Linked DNA regions of Homo sapiens: region 2 is linked to region 1. A link is a contact called in ENCODE Hi-C or POLR2A ChIA-PET data. All regions are on one chromosome and are shown on one strand. The core of a region is the stretch at or near the end of the contact, and the rest is flanking DNA. Distances in the headings are between cores, read along the strand shown. Region 1 holds the start of PSRC1 (proline and serine rich coiled-coil 1). Region 2 overlaps ELAPOR1 (endosome-lysosome associated apoptosis and autophagy regulator 1).

Region 1 (4,104 bases), core at 1-2,500:
GGCCTCATCGAGGATCTCCTCCAGCTTCTCTGGACTGAGGGGGCCTAGGCTGAGCCTCACACCCTGGGGGGCAGGTGCCACTGCATTTGGGTCACTTCGGTGGGAGAGGCCCCGTCGAAGTGGTTTCTCTGGAGTCACCAACACTGTTATGTCTTCCTCCTCACGGCTGAGACAGGAAACAAACCAGGCATCATGCCCATGCAAAAGGGAACAGGAGATTATGCAAGGGAGACTGCATAAAAGCCCCACAACAGAGCCAGGGACATGACCCTAGGCCCCGATGCCCATGCTGGCTGTGAGATGTGGCCTCTGGGCGATGAGATACCTGGTTCTATGGGGCCTAATAGGCCTTTAGCATTTACGGACATCAGAAATGATGCCAGGATGGAGATGCAGCAAATCCACTTATCCTTCTTCTTAACACCCTGAAATCTAACTCCAGCTTCTCCCTTCTCTCCCCGCTACCAATAGTGTCATAGAGGCCCGAGTCAGCCAGCCGCCCAGCAGCCCCAAGTGCGCCAAACCTTGCTAAGTTACCAACCCAAGCCAATAATTCAGCAGTAAGGGATTCGAGACAAAGAGGTACTGTTAGAGGAAAATAAGTGGGATAAAGAGGCTGGTACCTGTCAGATGGTGACAGCCCCCCAAAGTCCAAGGTCTCATCCACAATAAACCTTACATCTGAAGGGGAAAGAAGAATGAAAGCCAGTCATGGGTCCCTGATGCAGCTCTCCATCGCTGGGTCTCACTCCTCCCTTTCATTCTTCCCTCCCTCCTTTCCTTACCTTCCTCCAAATCCTCCATGTCCAGCCAGCAGGAGCGAGAGTCCAGTTAGATCTGAGCTGGAGAGAAACCATACCTTTCCTCAGGTATCCATTCTGCCCAAGGCTCGCAGCTAGATTCAGGGTGCAAGCCAGGGTCGGGGGTCATGCTGGAGGCAAAGCAAGCGCCCAGGAGTGGCACCTCCCGCACAGCTACTCCTGCTACCTCCGGGAACGATACGGAGGGCTCCCCCAACTGCCCAGATTGCCCTGGAGCCGCCCTGCATCCTGGCCTCTCCTCACTGGGGGCGGCCTGCACGCCCCATCTTCCTCCCCGCCACTATCCTCAGGGTTCTGCACTCCCCAAGCCACCTTTCCACTCCCCTGGCATCACACGCGAAGCACACCTCCAGCCCACCCTGTGTCCACTTCCCGCGCCGCCTTATCTTCCACGCAACAGGCTTTCTCCCGCAACCTAGTCCCGGGAATCAGCTCCGAGGGGGCGGGGCTCCTTTCGAATCTCTCAGGCCCCACCTACTCAAGCCACACGCGCACCGTGATTGGTGAATCCTCAGGGGGAGGGGCTGAGGAGCTGCCGGCCGGAAGTCAGCCGGTGGGGGCTGGGGGAGAACCGTTCCCAGAAGACTGCATCCCGGTGGCGGAGCCGAGGGTTGAGGCTGCGAGTGCGCGTGCTCGCGTGCGCGGAGACTCTCTTTCCCGTAGGCAGATGGGAGCAGAGCGCGGCTGGCCAGGAGGGAAGAAACGGACCCACGAGTATGGAACTCGCGCCCCGCCCCGCTCCCTCTGCTGGGCCGCCGAGCACCCAGTCTCCAGAACGGTTGTGCTGCCTAACGTGGCCGCTAACCGACGCTCTACGGGAGGAAATTCGTTTTCTTGGGCGCACTCAATATGCAGGCGCCGCATTGGCCGAGGTTCCTCAGTTGTGGGTTTTTTCCAAGTTAAGGGAGCACCTAAACACTTATATTGTAGGTATATTGAGGTTCTCTTAGAAGTACATCCTCCATCGCCTCTTCAAGAACCTGAGGCAGCTGAGGTGCAAAGAAAGCAACGGGCTTTTCACGCAGGCAGGCTTAGGTTCAAATGCAACCCAAGTTTAACTGACCTCAGAACCCAAGTTTCGGTTTAGAGGCGGCTGCCTTGAGTATATTTGCCCTCTTTTCACCTCTCTTCGCTTATCTGTGAAAGGAGGATGTTGGTCCTCGCAGTTACGGTGTTACGAGGATAATTATGAAGGCGTTTTCTACCGTGTGCCCTTAGGGGATTTAGAGGGGGTGTTTGTAAGTAGCCCCCTCTGAACTAAAAGCAGTATTTGTAAAATGCTTAAACCAACTTGTTAGGAGTGTTGTCTCTGTTGTTTCTAAATGTTGCCCGGGCCACCAGTGAACTTGTCAGAGGCTTCAAACCAGAACGACTCCATCTGGAATAGAGGCTGGGTAAAATAAGGTTGAGACCTGGGCTGTATTCCTAGGAGGTTAGGCATTCTAAGTCACAGGATGAGATAGGAGGTTGGCACAAGATACAGGTCACAAAGACCCTGGTGGTAAAACAGCATGCGGTAAAGAAGCCAGCCAAAACCTACCGAAACCAAGATGGCGATGAAACTGACCTCTGGAGGTCCTCAGTCCTCATTATACGCTAATTATAATGTATTAGCATGCTAAAAGACACTCCAGACAGCATCACCACGGTTTACAAATACCATGGCAACATCAGGAAATTACCCTACATGGTCTAAAAAGGGGAGGAATTCTTAGTTCCAGGGAGTTGCCTACCCCTTTCCCGGAAAACTCATGAATAATTCATCCCTTGTTTAGCATATAATCAAGAAATAACCATAAAAATGGCCAACCAGCAGCCCTCCGGGCTGCTCTGCCTCTGGAGTAGGCATTCTTTATCCCTTTTCTTTCTTAATAAACTTGCTTTCACTTTATGGACTTGCCCTGAATTATTTCCTATGCAAGGGCCAAGAACCCTCTCTTGGGGTCTGGATCCGGACCCCTTTCTGGTAACAACAGGAGGAGACAGCAGGTCCGCACAAGATACAGATCTCAAACATCCCTCTAATAAAACGGTGCAGTAAAGAAGCCGGCCAAATCTGCCAGAAACCAAGATGGTAAAGAAAGTAGGCCAGGCGCGGTGGCTCACGCCTGTAGTCCCAGCACTTTGGGAGGCCGAGGCGGGCGAATCACGAGGTCAGGAGATCCAGACCATCCTGGCTAACACGGTGAAACCCCGTCTGTACTAAAAATACAAAAAATTAGCCGGGCGTGGTGGCGGGCCCCTGTAGCCCCAACTACTCGGGAGGCTGAGGCAGGAGAATGGCGTGAACTTGGGAGGCAGAGCTTGCAGTGAGCCGAGATCGCACCTCCGCACTCCAGCCTGGGCGACAGAGTGAGACTCCGTCTCAAAAAAAAAAAAAAAGAAAGTGACAGCTGGTCATCCTCACTGCTTATTATATGCTAGTTGTAATTCATTAGCATGCTAAAAGACACTCCTGCCAGCGTCCTGACAGTTTACAAATGCTATGGCAACGTCTATATGGTATAAAAGGGAGAGGAGCCTTCAGTTCCAGGAAATCATGCTCCTTTCCCAGAAAACCTATGAATAATCCACCCCTTGTTTAGCATATAATCAAGAAATAACCATAAAAATAGCTTACCAGCAGCCCTTGGGGCTGCTCTATGGAGTAGCCATTCTTTTATTCCTTTACTTTCTTAATAAATTCACTTTCACTTTACTCTGTGGACCCGTCCTGAATTCTTTCTTTTGAAAGATCAAAGAATCCTCACTTGGGGTCTGGATGGATCAAGACCCCTTTCCAGTAATAAACTGAGCTCCTAGAAAGGTTCTGAATATTTAAAGTGAAAAAGCCCTAAGGGAATGGTTGAGGAGCTTTCTGGTAAACAGAACCTGAGCTTTAGTCCTCAGAGTTCATGCCCATTTTTTTGGCCATTTATAGGCTTTCTTGTTTACTTTCTAGTTTTTGGCTGTGACGTTGAGGTGGTGAGGTCTGCAGGAGTGAGATGTCACTGTAATAAATGCCACCAGAGACCAAGAAGCTGGAAACCAAAAATAAAATTCTAAGCCCCCCAACCAACTGAATGGACCCCTTCTCTCTGACAAGGGCATTCCAGATTTAACCTGGAAAACTAGTTCAGGCCATAATGGAAAGTGGGGGTTGGACATGCCTCATTATACTCTCTGCCCTTTGGGAATCAGGCACAGCTGACCAACATTAACATTAAAACAGAGATCTGGCCAGGGGGCGGTGGCTCACGCCTGTAATCCCAGCCCTTTGGGAGGCCGAGGCAGGCAGATCATC
Region 2 (4,104 bases), core at 700-3,199, 150 kb before region 1:
AACAGAAAAAAATGGAGCCAGAGGAACTAATATCTTTGTGTATATGAACTTATTCATTTATTCAAAATTTATTGCAGACCAACCAGGCTTTTTTTTTTGAGACTGAATCTTGCTCTGTCACCCAGGCTAGAGTGCAATGGCATGATCTCAGCTCACTGCAACCTCCGCCTCCTGGGCTCAAGCAATTCTCCTGCCTCATCTTCTTGAACAGCTTGGATTACAGGCATCCGCCACCACATCCCGCTAATTTTTGTATTTTTAGCAGAGATGGGGTTTCACCATGTTGGCCAGGCTGGTCTCGAAATCCTGACCTCATGATCTGCCCACCTCGGCCTCCCAAAGTGCTGGGACTACAGCTGTGGGCTACCGCACCCAGCCTGCCAGGCATTATTTATAGAGAGCTTGTAGTCTAATGGGAGAGGTACATATTAATCAAATCATATAAGGATAAAATGACAACTTTGACAGTGCTACAAAGAAAGGTACATGGTGCAATGAGAGCACATATTAGGGGATTTGACTTAAGCCAAAAGTTCAGGGAACTCTTCTGAGACAATGATAACTGAGCGAGGCCTGAAGAATGTCCAGAAGTAATAAGCCATGCAAGGGTAGGGATCAGCACAGGCAAAGGCCCTGAGATGAGTACAAAGGACCCAAGGAAGGCCAGTGTAATGGGAGGAGCAGAGACAGAAGGAAGGAGACCACAGTTAGAAATAAGGTGGGAGAGGAAGGCAAGGATCAAACCATGAATGGTCTTAATTAACTAATGAATTAATTGTGCCCCTATCTACAAGGACTTCGGTTTTTAGGAAATACCTCCGTCAAAATAGTAAAATCTAAATATAAAATAAAAATTATGGCAGAAAAAAATACAACTTAGGATCAGGTATGGTGGTTCATGCCTGTAATCCCAGCATTTTGTGAGGCCGAGGCAGGAGGACCACTTGAGTCCAGGAGCTGAAGACCAGCCCGGGCAACATGGCAAAACCCTGTCTCTACAAAAAATATAAAAATTAACCAGGCATGGTGGCTTATGTCTGTGGTCCCAGTAACTTGGGAGGCTGAGGTGGGAGGCTCCCTTGAGCCTGGGAGGTTGAGGGTGCGGTGAGCTCTGATTGCACCACTGCACTCCAGCCTGAGTGACAGAGCAAGACCTTGTCTCAAAGAAAAAAAAGTACAACTTAGAATGACAAATGCAGAAAGAATCATTACATGAATATATGAATGCTATATAAGCAAATGGACTGGAAACTTGACCCTGAGCTTTCTAGTGGCCAAAGTAGAAGCCAAAAAAAAAAAAATTAGAATATGTAGTGCTCACAGCCCATGAAAAAAAACATGGGAAAATCATTTAGCAGGCAGGTGCAACAGAAAGATGTACTGATGGTCTGTCTGTGGCATGAGAATGGAAAAGACAAGCAACATTAGAGGAAGACATTGCAGAGAGATTCACCAATTAGTTACTATGGTTACTGAGACTGTAGTATCTCCGGATATTATCTCCCAGTATCTACCGAGATTATTATGGGATCAATGATTATTATTTCTCCATCATATATGTGTGAAGTAGAAGTGGAATCTATCTTATTTTTTAGGCCAGGGTAATTTTCTTTTGTCTCAAATTGGAATAGCAGGGGATATGTTTAATTACTGTCTATGAACCATTATAGAAGTTGGCACTACTTAGAGTGGGAGGAAATAGATAGCTTGTTTATCAGTGGGCATAAAAATAAAGAAATGGCAAGATTTGTCCTGTTTCCTCCTGTGCCTGCTAAAAAGCAGAAGGATCATCTGAGGCCTTCCTGAAAATTAGGGAGAATGGCATCCTGTCTTAATTTCTTCCACCAAATTTCACTTTTGGATCCAGGCCATTTCTACTTTGGCAAAGTGTGAGGTGCTAATGTGGACTCCTGTTCCCAGTGATGTTGCGCCAGCCTGGCCCAGGGGAACTGTCAGTGCCTGGTCATGGGTGGGCGGAAGTGGGAGGGGGCAGAGGAGTGCTGTTAACACTTTCAGTACTGTATAAAGGAGCACTTCCTTTTATTCCTTGTAGCAGAAGCCACCTGAGAAAGTGAACTTAGGCAAATGGCTTGTGCTTGAGTGTTCTCCTTTAGATTCTGTTCTTTTCTCCAAATCCACTCCTGCCAGCCTCACCTCTCCTTTTCACAGTGGTCAATATCACAGTTTCCCGGAGGAAACATTGAAGGCGACTCAATGGCACTGCTTCCTCCTATTGCCATAGCTTTGGGTGTTTTCAGATTTTACTCTGCAAAGCCTCATAGGTTCTCCAGGTGGAGCCCAATGGTGAAGCCCTGGTGTGGGCTTCTTGACCTCACAGGGCTGTGGGCCTCTCCCCTCTGGCTGGCATCTGGCTGCTCTCTTCCGCCACCAAGACCCCCAAGAAGAAAAGTAGCTTCCTCTAAAACCAGGTTATTCCTGCAAAGCTTAGTCCTGGCCCTCTGTGTAACATAAAAAAGAACATCTGTCCAGTGAACAGCCAGCTTTTATGGCAGTGCCCCGTTGGCCTACTGATAAGAAACCGTGGCTGCTCAGGCGGCTGCTGCACCTGCTGCTTTTGCCGTTTCTTTCCTGCTTGTGTAGATAAAGCCCTGCGGAGCTGAGCTGGTTTCACCTTCGTCATTACAACTTTGAAGCCCTCTGGAGGCTTTAACAACATCTTGCCAGTCTTATCCTAGAGAGGACAGCTAGTTCTCCTTGCTAGGTGGGAAGGCTGAAGCTGAACTTGGGAATTCTCATCAGGGCTGCCCATAGGAGGTCTCATCATTTCCAGCAGAGGAAAGAAACTTGAAGAAAGAATGGATTTAAGTAATTGCCTCCAGGCAGTCTTCTCTCTCTCCTCCCTCTCTTTAAAAAAAATCATGGGATCATGTAATTTTTCAGCATAAATAATGGCAATAATGGTTGGAGGACAAGGTAAGATTTCTGGAAATCTGGCAACTACGCAGGTGACTCAAAAGAAAAAATAATGACCAAGCTAATCTTTAACTCCACACCTACTCTTGCCTTTTCCCAGGCAGCTTCCTGGTTTAGAGCAGGGTTCCCAAACTGCAGTAGGTATCAGCATCCCCTGGAGGGCTTTCTAAAACCCAGATTGGTAGGCCTACTCCAGAGATTCTGATTCAATGGGTCAGTGAGAGAGGCCTAAGAATTCAAATTTCTTTTTTTTTTCTTTTGAGATGGAGTCTCGCTCTGTCCCCGAGGCTAGAGTGAAGTTGCGGGATCTCGGCTCACTGCAACTTCCACCTCCTGGGTTCAAGCGATTCTCCTGCCTCAGCCTCCCCAGTAGCTAGGATTACAGGCACGTGCCACCACACCTGGCTAATTTTTGTATTTTTAGTAGAAACGGTTTCACCACATGACCAGGCTGGCTGGTCTCCAACTCCTGGCCTTGCGATCCGCCCACCCTGGCCTCCCAAAGTGCTGGGATTACAGGTGTGAGCCACCGTGCCCAGCTCCAAGAATTCAAATTTCTAACAAGTCTCCAGGGGCTACTGCTGCTGCTGCTGCCCCCACAGGTCCTGAAACCACACTTTGGGAACCATTGGTTTAAGCTTTATGGAAAGTACAAGAGCTTTGAAGAAAGGCAGGCTTGGGTTTCAATCCTAAATCCGTAGCTTATATACCAGCTGTGTGACTGGGGGCATATGACTGAATATCTCTTAACTGGTTTCTTCACTTTTAAAATGGGGGAAATCATATCTACTCCATAGAGTTCATTGATTCTACAAATCCTGCAGTGCCAGGCCCTGAGCTGGGTGGTGGGACGAGACAGTCTTTGATGTCAAGGATCTCTGGGTGGATATGAAAATTAAAGAGATAAAATGTTCAAAGTCCAAGGACCATGAGGGATGCCCAATAAACATTAATTTTATTTCCTTCAAGGAGGTAACATGATTCTGCTTTTCTTTTCTTTTTTTCTTTTTTTTGGTCTAAGAAGTAATTCTCAAATTTCACAGCATGGAACAAAGAGCTATGCTTCTCCCCTTATCTAGATGGAAAATTTGAGGTACAGGTACTGTTTTGAGTTCAATTGTGTCCTTCAAAAGTTCATATGTACCTTAGAGTACCCGCTGTGTGCCCCAG

The links. A loop is a pair of places that touch in the nucleus more often than their neighbours do. ChIA-PET counts read pairs that join two places held with the same protein, here RNA polymerase II (POLR2A). Pooled maps may share reads with other maps.
Region 2: a loop to region 1 is called in a pooled map, with 2.0 times the contacts of the local background. The contact joins the enhancer-like site here to the promoter of PSRC1 in region 1. A Hi-C loop is called at or near these places in 1 of 50 pooled maps. POLR2A ChIA-PET finds 5 or more read pairs at or near these places in 2 of 52 experiments (A673 and activated naive CD4-positive, alpha-beta T cell).

The regions. Positions count from the first base shown.
Region 1 is chr1:109,281,895-109,285,998 of GRCh38, forward strand. It overlaps PSRC1 (proline and serine rich coiled-coil 1), which reads right to left and starts at 1,251. Exons shown (of 8, transcript NM_001032291.3): 1 at 1,169-1,251; 2 at 786-842; 3 at 624-681; 4 at 1-166. The coding sequence starts at 804. RefSeq lists enhancers at 1,620-2,345, 1,713-1,762.
Region 2 is chr1:109,132,068-109,136,171 of GRCh38, forward strand. All of the region lies in intron 1 of ELAPOR1 (endosome-lysosome associated apoptosis and autophagy regulator 1), which reads left to right. Among named protein-coding and RNA genes, the nearest start is that of ELAPOR1, 20 kb to the left of the region's middle. Within about 2 kb of position 1,950, at least 14 of the 41 ENCODE cell types and tissues checked have a DNase peak (open chromatin) inside an H3K27ac peak, as active enhancers do.